Regions from separate parts of the Homo sapiens genome. Here region 2 is linked to region 1. A link is a loop called in an ENCODE intact Hi-C map of the cell type or tissue named here. Cell type or tissue: PC-3. All regions are shown on one strand. Links, peaks and the distances in the headings refer to the core of each region. The heading gives the core; the rest is flanking DNA.

Region 1 (5,382 bases), core at 183-5,182:
CGAAGGGAAGTAAGCGCAAGCTCTAAATAAAGCCCAATTTTAACTGTTTTAGCTCCTTTTGGGACATCTCCCAGTATGTTCCCAAGACAGCAATGAAAAGGCACCCTTTCCACATTGGGACCTGGTGCCGTGCTGTTGTAAATGCTGGGACTCAAACATGTGCGTGTCCACACTGACCGTCCACACTCAAATATGCACGTGTCCACACTTAAATATGTGTGTCCACACTCAAATATGTGCGTGTCCACACTGACCGTCCACACTCAAATATGTGCCTGTCCACACTGACCGTCCACACTCAAATATGCGCGTGTCCACACTTAAATATGTGCGTGTCCACACTCAAATATGTGCGTGTCCACACTGACCGTCCACACTCAAATATGTGCATGTCCACACTGACCGTCCACACTCAAATATGCGCGTGTCCACACTTAAATATGTGCGTGTCCACACTCAAATATGTGCGTGTCCACACTGACTGTCCACACTCAAATATGTGCATGTCCACACTCAAATATGTGCGTGTCCACACTGACCGTCCACACTAAATATGTGCGTGTCCACACTGACCGTCCACACTCAAATATGCACGTGTCCACACTTAAATATGTGTGTGTCCACACTCAAATATGTGCGTGTCCACACTGACCGTCCACACTCAAATATGTGCGTGTCCACACTGACCGTCCACACTCAAATATGTGTGTGTCCACGCTGACCGTCCACACTCAAATATGCGCGTGTCCACACTTAAATATGTGCGTGTCCACACTCAAATATGTGCACGTCCACACTGACCATCCACACTCAAATATGTGCGTGTCCACACTTAAATATGTGCATGTCCACACTGACCGTCCACACTCAAATATGCGCGTGTCCACACTCAAATATGCGCGTGTCCACACTCAAATATGTGCGTGTCCACACTGACTGTCCACACTCAAATATGTGCATGTCCACACTCAAATATGTGCGTGTCCACACTGACCGTCCACACTAAATATGTGCGTGTCCACACTGACCGTCCACACTCAAATATGCACGTGTCCACACTTAAATAAGTGTGTGTCCACACTCAAATATGTGCGTGTCCACACTGACCGTCCACACTCAAATATGTGCGTGTCCACACTGACCGTCCACACTCAAATATGCGCGTGTCCACACTTAAATATGTGCATGTCCACACTCAAATATGTGCGTGTCCACACTGACTGTCCACACTAAATATGTGTGTCCACACTCATATGCGCGTGTCCACACTGACCGTCCACACTCAAATATGCGCGTGTCCACACTTAAATATGTGCGTGTCCACACTCAAATATGTGCACGTCCACACTGACCATCCACACTCAAATATGTGCGTGTCCACACTCAAATATGTGCGTGTCCACGCTGACCGTCCACACTCAAATATGTGCATGTCCACACTTAAATATGTGTGTGTCCACACTGACCGTCCACACTCAAATATGTGCATGTCCACACTTAAATATGTGCGTGTCCACACTCAAATATGCGTGTGTCCACACTGACCATCCACACTCAAATATGCGCGTGTCCACACTGACCGTCCACACTCAAATATGTGCGTGTCCACACTGACCGTCCACACTCAAATATGCGTGTGTCCACACTTAAATATGTGCGTGTCCACACTCAAATATGTGCCTGTCCACACACTGTCCACACTCAAATATGTGTGTGTCCACACTCAAATATGTGCGTGTCCACACTGAGTGCCCACACTAAATATGAGCGTGTCCACACTGACCGTCCACACTCAAACATGCGCGTGTCCACACTGACCGTCCACACTCAAACATGCGTGTGTCCACACTCAAATATGTGCGTGTCCACACTCAAATATGTGCGTCTCCACACTGACCGTCCACACTCAAATATGCGTGTGTCCACACTCAAATATGCGCGTGTCCACACTCAAATATGTGCATGTCCACACTCTGTCCACACTCAAATACGTGTGTCCACACTCAAATATGTGCGTGTCCACACTGACCGCCCACACTAAATATGAGCGTGTCCACACTGACCGTCCACACTCAAACATGCGTGTGTCCACACTGACCGTCCACACTCAAATATGCGCATGTCCACACTGACCGTCCACACTCAAACATGCGCGTGTCCACACTGACCGTCCACACTCATATATGCGCATGTCCACACTGACCGTCCACACTAAATATGCGCGTGTCCACACTGACCGTCCACACTCAAACATGTGCGTGTCCACACTGACTGTCCACACTCAAATATGCGCGTGTCCACGCTGACCGTCCACAAACATGTGCGTGTCCACGCTGACCGTCCACACTCAAATATGCGCGTGTCCACACTTAAATATGTGTGTCCACACTGACCATCCACACTCAAATATGTGCGTGTCCACACTTAAATATGTGCGTGTCCACACTCAAATATGCGCGTCCACACTGAGCATCCACACTCAAATATGCGCGTGTCCACACTGACCGTCCACACTCAAATATGTGCGTGTCCACACTCAAATATGCGCGTGTCCACACTCAAATATGTGCGTGTCCACACTGACCGTCCACACTCAAATATGTGCGTGTCCACACTGACCGTCCACACTCAAGTATGCGCGTGTCCACTGTGCCTCAGGGTCTAGAGCATTAATTTAACCCATGCAATTATTTGCAAGTATTAATGTCTCTCCTTCCCTCCAGGCTTGGGGCACAGGAACGCATCTATCTTTCCCGACCGTTGTATCCCCGGTCTGCAGCCCCGGGCCAGGGATGCTCCCGCAGCTGTTGCAGGGCTCAGACTGCCCACTAGTGGGAGCTCCAGGCCTCTCATTTCCCACGTCTCTGCCTGGCCCAGATACTTCGGTGGGTCAAATTCTTGAACTGATGTTGGACCACAGTCCTCGTAGGAACTTAAAAGGTTGCACTGTATCCAGCATATCCAGGGAATTGTATGTGAGTGGGTGTGAGCCCACATGTGCGGGGCAGACAAGGGGTGGACTGCAGGGGCTACTAACGGGCCTGTTCACTCCAGCACCCATCTTCCAGGGCGTGACTTCCCTTTGCTGACACACTTTGTGCCCCTGAGTCAGCCACATAAACACTGTGATCGGGCCGTGTGGTCCCAGCTGATTAATTGATTCTGCAGTGAGCACTTGATCCAAGCTCTGCCAGTTAGAGTCTTTCCAAGGGTGTTGGAACCGGAGCTGAGAAAAAAGAATTCAACATTGCTTTGAGTGGCTATGGAGGTGGATGCAGTGTGCTCACACTGTCTGTGGCCACATCTTGCACTGTGGATCTCAGAAGCAGAGGAAGCAGATCTACTTAGAGAGGAGAGGGGCACCCACACAGAGGCAAGATGCAGGATGGAGAGAGACGCAGAGATGTCCCTTGGCCTCTAGAAGCCCTGGTCCCATTTGTCCCTGAGGTCCAACCCTGGTCTTCTCTGTGAGTCCTATAAAACATTCTCATGTTCTTGCAATGGATTCATAGTTTTGCTTAAGCTGGGTTGAGCTGGGTTTCTGTTCCATGCAACCAAAATAGTCCTAATCAGTAAAATATTAAGACACATTTCTATCCACTTCAAGAATTAATCGTATCCATAAATTACCACTTGACTAGGACGAGATATTTGGCACTTTTTTTTTGCAATCATTTGGAATTTTGGTTCCAGAATATGATTTTTTCCTTTTACATTACGTCAATTACTTTAAGAACATGATGTCTTGTCTATGTGGGGAATATTTTTTAACAGCTGCATTCTTCCTCATTTTCTCTGTAATTATTAATAATTGGACTTAACTCTAAATTTTAATGATCTATTTGCTCATGATTATTTTTTATGCCAATGCCATTCCTTTCTCATTTTTCTTTCATTCTAATGACTTTTACCCCATAATTATTTTTTTCAGAGCTGTGTACGGTATGCTGAGTCCTCAAAAAGAGGTCAGCAAGTTCATTTTGCCCTCACAATAGTTTTGTCCAGCTATAGAATTCCAGTTTGAGGTCCTGTTTCCTCAGAACCTTGTAGCTAGTGCACAGATGTTATCTTCTAGCATTTTTGAATTGCAGACAAGAATGACCAGTGTGAGTGGGATTTTTATTCTTTTTTTTAAGGGAACCTATTATTTTTACACTCTGGAAGCTTAAAGGGGTTTTTAATCCATTGAGTGAGAAGTTTCCCCAGAATATATATAGCAGCATGTCATTTTTCTATTATTCCTTAACAGTTCACCTGTGATTTGAACGCTCTCATCTCTTTCCATTCCAGGGGAAATTTTCTTCTCTTATTTCTTTAATTACTTCTTTCTCCCCCCACTCTCCTTTGGGCCCCCCATGGGAATGTGATCACTTCTCCTGAGTCTGTACCTATCTCTTAACCTAACGCTCATAATTCCCATCTCTGTCAATTCTTCTTATGCTCCAAGAGATGTTAATGACTGCCTTCCAGTTCACCAGTTTGAGTTTCAGTCATGTTATTCACAGCACCTGTTATTTTCATAATCATGTTTTAAATTTCAAAGATCTCTTTTTTGGTATTTAATCCCTCATTTAAAAAACTGTGGCCAGTTCCAATTTTATTGATGTAATAACCTTTTGAGTCTCTCTGTGGAGGCTAATTAGAAGTTTAACGTCTTCTGTTTCCTGCATTAATCCTGATTCATCATGGATTAGTTGACTGCCTGGTCATTTTGGAGATGTGTTTTAGAGGATTGATTTAACCCATCGGGGGCACAAATACGCTTACCTACAGGACAAGTGTATTTGTATCCATGTCTGGTAAAGTGACGCACAGTGGCCCTGGTAGCTAGTGCCACAGTTTTCTCTGTAACCCGGGGATTGAAACCTTTTCCACAAAGGGCCACAGAATAAATATTTTCAGCTCTGGGGGCCATTCAAGCCCGGGGGTGACTACTCAGGTCTGCCATTGGAGCAGAAAACAGAGACGAGAGGTAAGCAAGTGGGTCTGGTGTGTACCTCTGTAACTTTATAGAAATTGGTCATGGGGTTTGGCCTCTGAGTTATAGTTTGCCAGCCTCTGCTCTAGCCTGTGGCTGCAGCCCTTGGAGCCACATGCTCAGCTTTATTGGAGTACTGGTCTTCACTGGCCATGTGCAGTCTGGACCAGGTATCCACTGTGCTGCGGGGAAGCGACCAGCCCCAGCTCTGTCATTTGTCTTTGTTTCTTACATTCCACGGCAGCTTCCTCTTCCAGCTTTTGTCCACCAAGTTTTGGGGTTTGAGGATTGCTCATTGAGAAAGCAGTGCCCATTTTTGCAGGGGATTCTTCCAGTGCTGGAGCAGCCTTCTCATGCTTTTCTGGGCAGCCCAGTTTCTGCATCAGTTCATCTCATCCATGTTA
Region 2 (5,382 bases), core at 200-5,199, 62 kb after region 1:
AACTTTGGAGAAACTTTGTTCTGCAGAGGGAGTAACAGCTGGGATTGTCAATAACATTCTTAGAGGAATATTTTGATTTGGAAATAAACCAAATTTCTTTGAAATTTTACTTACAGTGTTTAATTGTTGTAATGGGGTTGCATCTTGTATATGATCATTAGCAAAGAAAAATTCATAAAATATTTTAATTTCATCATACAAAACCACTATCACTTATGTCAGAGCTTTCATTGTGTTTTACTGTCAATCTCAAGACTCCTACAATCGTGCAAAGAACCAGTATCATGTTTCATTCATGTTACATCTAATTCTATATAGACATAAGTGTAAAAGTAGTAAGCGTTGTCTAACATAGAAAGATGTCTCTCAGCTTCTAAATGCACCTGTTCTATGTATCACCCAACGTACGAGGAACTTCAGAACCACGGAATGGTACCCAAGGAGCAGCGAGAGCGCAGACTCTCAGCATGACTTGGAAAGAGGTCTTCCTAACAGCAAAATGGAAAAGATACGTAAATGATGGGCTGGGTGGGAGCTGCTGCACCCTGATACTGGCGGGAGGAACTTGGCAATGGCCCGGCTTTTCTCCCACCCAAGGGTTTTCTCCTCTCAAACCCTCTATCTCCAAAGCAGCATCTGCCTGAGACAGATGCTGGCACAGCCCACTCGCCTTGGCATTCTGGGTTCAAGGTCATACAGAAGGTCAGGTGGGGATGTACTTTCTGGGGTGTTTAGAACTTGTCAGGGGCCAGGCCTGGATTGGAGTGAGAGGGGCACCCAGGGGTTCCTTAATAACTGACTTTTGTGGTGTTTTTATAGTATCCAGTGCCCTAAAGTGCCCAGAGTAGGGGCCCTCCTCCTATAGAGGCAGGAGCCTGACTTGTCCCATCCTTCCTTTGCTTTTCTGGAGCCTCCAGGGATGCTCTGTTGTGCAGTAGTGAAGGCTCAAGGAACAAGCACAGAGGTGATGTGTAAGGAAGGGCAGTATCGTCCTTCAGATGAAGAGTTCCAGAGAAGACACAGCCAATGGCCTCTGAGCCACCGTCTGACTTCAGCTTCCCGAGGGTTCACGGGAGTCTCCCTTGGGGAAATCCGTGGGCAAGACCTGTTGGCGAAGCCAGGGCTCCCCACATTTGAGGCATCCATAAATGCCACAGGGTGGCCCTGTGCTTTGGTTTCTGGGATTCTAGACTACGTCATGGCAGAACCCCGCTGCAGAGTGTCTCATGTGCTCTCAGCTGGTCCTGCCAGCGGAAGATGGAGGGAAGGTTGGGGCTCTTTCTGTCTATGGCCAAGACAAGCCCTGGTCACAGCTGGGCAGTGTCGCCTGGGCACCATGTTCTTAGTTCAAAGGATGGTGTGGTGACCTGGAGCAGCGAGCGTGGTACAATCTATTAATATTCTAATATCCCAAGGTCTGTCTCTTGGGCCACACGCTCCCAGACTGGCCTTTGGCCGTCCATGGCTGGAGCACAGCTGTCAATCTTGGAGCTCCCCTCACCCCCTCCTGGGGCTCCTCCTCTTCCCTCCTGTGGGGTCATCTCACTCTAGGCCCTGCGCACCCCACAGCGGCTTCCTGCGTCTCATCTCTTCCCCTTTCTCCTTTCACACTTTTGTTTGGGCAGAGTCTCCCACCAGTATCTGCTTGAGGAATGACGTATGGAAGTTAAATTTTTGAGACCCTGTAGGTCTGAAACTCTCATTATTTTACTCTCATACTTGATTGTCAGTTTTCCCTAGCTGGGAATTATCTTCCCTGAGAATCTGGAAGGCTTTGCTTCGCCACGTTCTAGATTTCAGGGTTGTTGCTGAGATGGCTGAATCTGTTTTGCTTTCTGGTTCTTGTATGTGACCTGTTTTCTTCCCCCCTTTCTTTGCCCCATGTGGTAGGCTATAGAGACTTCTCGTGTCCTGGGCTCTGAAACGGTGAAGTGTCCTGGTGTGAGTTTGTTTTCTTCTGTGGTGTTTGGTACCTGAAGGCCTTTTCAGTTTGTCAATGGGTCATCTTCCTTCTTGGGGAATGTTGGTGCCTTTTTAATGATTTCTGTTCCTCCATTTTCTTTGGAACGCTTGGTTTTGTTTCCTGGATGCAATATCTTCTTTCTCTGAGAATATTAAAGATGTTTCTGGAAGTTATCTTCTCCTTCAGTCTTTGCTTCCTCCCGCTGAGCTTTGCTGTGTGTGTCTCAGGGTTTAATTTGTCTGTGTTCCGTGCTGGAGGCAGATGTCTCTTGATCCTTGGAGCTCAGCTGAGCATTAGGAATGGGGGTCTAAGAAGCTGATTGGAAGCTCTGAGCTTGGGTGTGGCTGGTCAACACTGACTCATTGTAGGGCCATCTAGGTAGACCAAGTTTCGGGGGACCCCAGCTGTCAGGAGTTTGGGACTTTCCCCTTGCACTAGTTACAGCTCCAGGGTGGTTCTTCCAGCCTCCTTTCTGTAGGGAGCAGGGCTGGCTACCGCCTGAGTGGTGTGGGGGGATTTCTGCATGCAGAACCCACTCCTGCTTTCCCAGAACCCGCGCCATCCATGTTCGGGGGTGCCCAATCCAGAATCTGTTTACCTGCTTCAGAGAGCAAGCCTCCAGTCTCCACCAGGACAGACGTGAGGCAGTCCCCCAGCCCCAGAGGTGAGGAGAGGATCCAGCTTTTACAGCTTCTGTCTCAACTGTCACCCAGTTCCGGGAGTGCCCGGTCCTCTCAGTTACCAGCCCTCTGGCCAGTTCTCAGATTTCAAGCTGCAGATTTGGGGTTTGGCTTCCTCAGTCCTGCCAAGCCACCTACTGTGCAGTGACTGCTTTGCAGCTTCCAGCATTTTGTTGTGGCGCCTTTGAGCCTGTTCTCCTGTATCTTAAAACCTCTCTCCACTGCTGTTTTGGTGGAGCCTTGGGGCTTTGGGAATGAGGGAAGTGTTTTCTTGGCTTTCTAAATTGGAATTGCCAAGAGTCCACTTCCTCACTGAGATAGCTGAGGAGGGGAGGCAGGCCCAGGGCTTCTGGTGCCCGATGCCGTTGTGACCTGGAGAGGGCCTGTTGGAAAAGAAAGAGTGAAGTCAAGAGGTGGTGATGGGAGGCAGATTTCTGACAAACTGCTGAATTCAGCCATTCCTCAAGCCAACCACACCCTCAGTGCCCAGAAATGTGAGCCAGCACATCCCATTTCTGTTGTTTTTGTTTGTCTAGTCTCGTTTTATTTGGAATTCTGCCATGTGCAGTGGAAGGAGCTCTCGCCAGTCCTTGTTGTAACTTTAAGTTTTCTCTAAAGTTTATCTTCCGGGTCTGCCATGTCCTCCCTCCACATGAGTGCAATTCACACAGGACCTTCTCTGAGACACCTTCTCTGGCCAGCCCACTACACCAGCACCCTCTGCTCCTTCTGCCTTCTGACCGGGCTGGTTTTTCTGGCTTCCCCCACTGGGCCAGGACCCCTCCAGAGACACTCGTGAAACTGTATGTCGCCTGCATTCAGAGAACTGCACATGGTATGATAAGATGGTAGAGAAGGGCTCAGGTAACTACAGCCGGTGGGCCCGTGGTCTGTTTTTTTTCAATAAAGCTTTATTGGAACTCAGCCACGTTCATTTGATTAGATATTGTTGATGCTACCTTCACTCTACCATGGCAGGTTTAAGTAGTTACGACAGAGTGTGAAGTGTTTACTACCTGGGTCTCGACGGAACAAGTGCCTGAGAATCTGACAACGCAGCAGAGGTGTGTTCACACCTGGGCATTGTCGCCTACTCGTTGTGTGACGTTGGGCAGGAATTTAGCCTCTCTGAGCTACAGTCTGCTTATTTTCAAGCGGGTACCCACCTCATGGGTTGTTGAGATTCAGTGCAGTAACAGATTATGCTAAGCCGGACGCCTTGAGGCCCTGAGCCCAAGGGGCTGGCCTCTGAACCCAGTGTTAGTGAAGTTCTCCTCAGCCGTGTCCACCTGGTGTCCTCAGCATCTGTGACCTGGTCCCCGAGTGAGTCAGTGGGGTGAGCAGCAGGCCAGGGCTCCCCTGTTCCCTGCTGCCGGGGTCCAGGTGCCAGAGGGGATGAGACCCAAATCTTCTCCCTGCTGCACACAGGCGGGCTTCCCCGGGCTGCGAGAGTGGGACGGGTGCCAAGTCTCCTCCTTTGCCTGTTCGTACCCTCAGCACCTCTCCCCTCGGTGACAGCTGACCAGGTGCAAACCTGCGTGGGGCCATCACCGAGCAGGGTCACACTCACAGTGGGTGCTGAGTGGCACCCAGGAACTCAAGACGGCCGCTGAACACATGGTGAGAACCACAAATTTGCAGGCTTAGACTCCCCCGGTTACACTGTCTCTCCATGTTCTGGAACATCCTGAGCTCTGTGACTCCCCCTCCCTGCCCACTGGGAGAACAACCTCTCTGTGGGCCTCTGTGAGAGAGAATGGACATTCTAGAAGAGCAGGCAGGGGTCTCCTGCCAGTGGCTGGGTCAACTTCGAGGCAGCAGATCCCCACAGTCTCTCTCCAGACGTGGAAAGTTCTAGATGCCTGGCAACATGGCTCAGTGGCTGGGCCTCAGCGGCGTCCATGCTTTTGTACCCCGTGCTGTTATTAGCAGCAGCCTCCTGGGGCCCGCCGCCTGTGCTCCAATTTATTAATCATTTTCCTCTGTACTCATTGTTCTCTCTCTGTTTGCAGCTTTCCCCCAGCTTTTCACAGTGCAGAAGGGGTGCCTGGTTGCATATGTAAATACGCTTCAGTTATTCTTTGCAGTGTTATCTTCCCGCAGCTTTAATTTTCTTATTCTTTTCTTCCAAATAAGACTGAAACCCATTTTAGTGAAGAAATTATTCGTTAAGGGAATGGTGTTAGTGTTTGGTATAGGTGCCACCTGAAGTCAATTAGGGATCAGCGGAATTAATTATTTTCTCTGAGCTGAAATCAGGAAGTGGGAACTGAGAGAAATGGGTCTCCTTAACTCATGGCAGGGAAGAAACAGGATTTTAATAGACCTAAGTGGACTCAGTCCAGGAACAGTGTGTTTTGTGTTATCAGCTCCACGCTAAATGGCTGGAGTAAATTTTAATCTAATCTGTGGAGCTGGCTGGGGCTGGTGGTCCTCACCACCCGGCAGGGAACTGAATCAAACCTGGGCTTGAAAAGGGGAAACGGCACCCACTCTGTTGGAAGCTCCAGCTTCTAGGTCAATGGCAATGGGAGGAAGAGGACGAGACCCCGAAGTCAGAACTTGAACACCACAGGCGCTGGATTCAGGAGAGGCAGGTGTGTGCCTAGCGCACAGAATTTAAGGGGTTCTCAAAACCAAGTCATCAAGATAGATCATATTTCAGTGCAATAATGTAAAATATCAAAATTAAGATAGACAAAATATCAACATTTTAAATAAGAACAGGTTGTTGTTTCT

What was found. Hi-C counts contacts between places; a loop is a spot of excess contacts. Peaks named below come from ENCODE experiments on the same cell type or tissue, not always from the same donor. Only the 100,000 strongest peaks of a DNase experiment are listed, where the experiment ranks them.
Region 2: it touches region 1 in a loop (11-fold over the local background); 2 of 110 quality-filtered maps call a loop at or near these places.

The regions. Positions count from the first base shown.
Region 1 is chr22:47,210,932-47,216,313 of GRCh38, forward strand. No RefSeq gene overlaps it. Among named protein-coding and RNA genes, the nearest start is that of LINC01644, 270 kb to the right of the region's middle. RefSeq lists an enhancer at 1,690-2,191 and a silencer at 2,797-2,916. In PC-3, for the core only: a CTCF peak has its summit at 2,829; no DNase peak of the experiment used is centred there.
Region 2 is chr22:47,273,131-47,278,512 of GRCh38, forward strand. No RefSeq gene overlaps it. Among named protein-coding and RNA genes, the nearest start is that of LINC01644, 210 kb to the right of the region's middle. In PC-3, for the core only: a CTCF peak has its summit at 2,814; a DNase peak (open chromatin) is centred at 2,731; H3K4me3 peaks cover 258 bases; H3K27ac peaks cover 989 bases.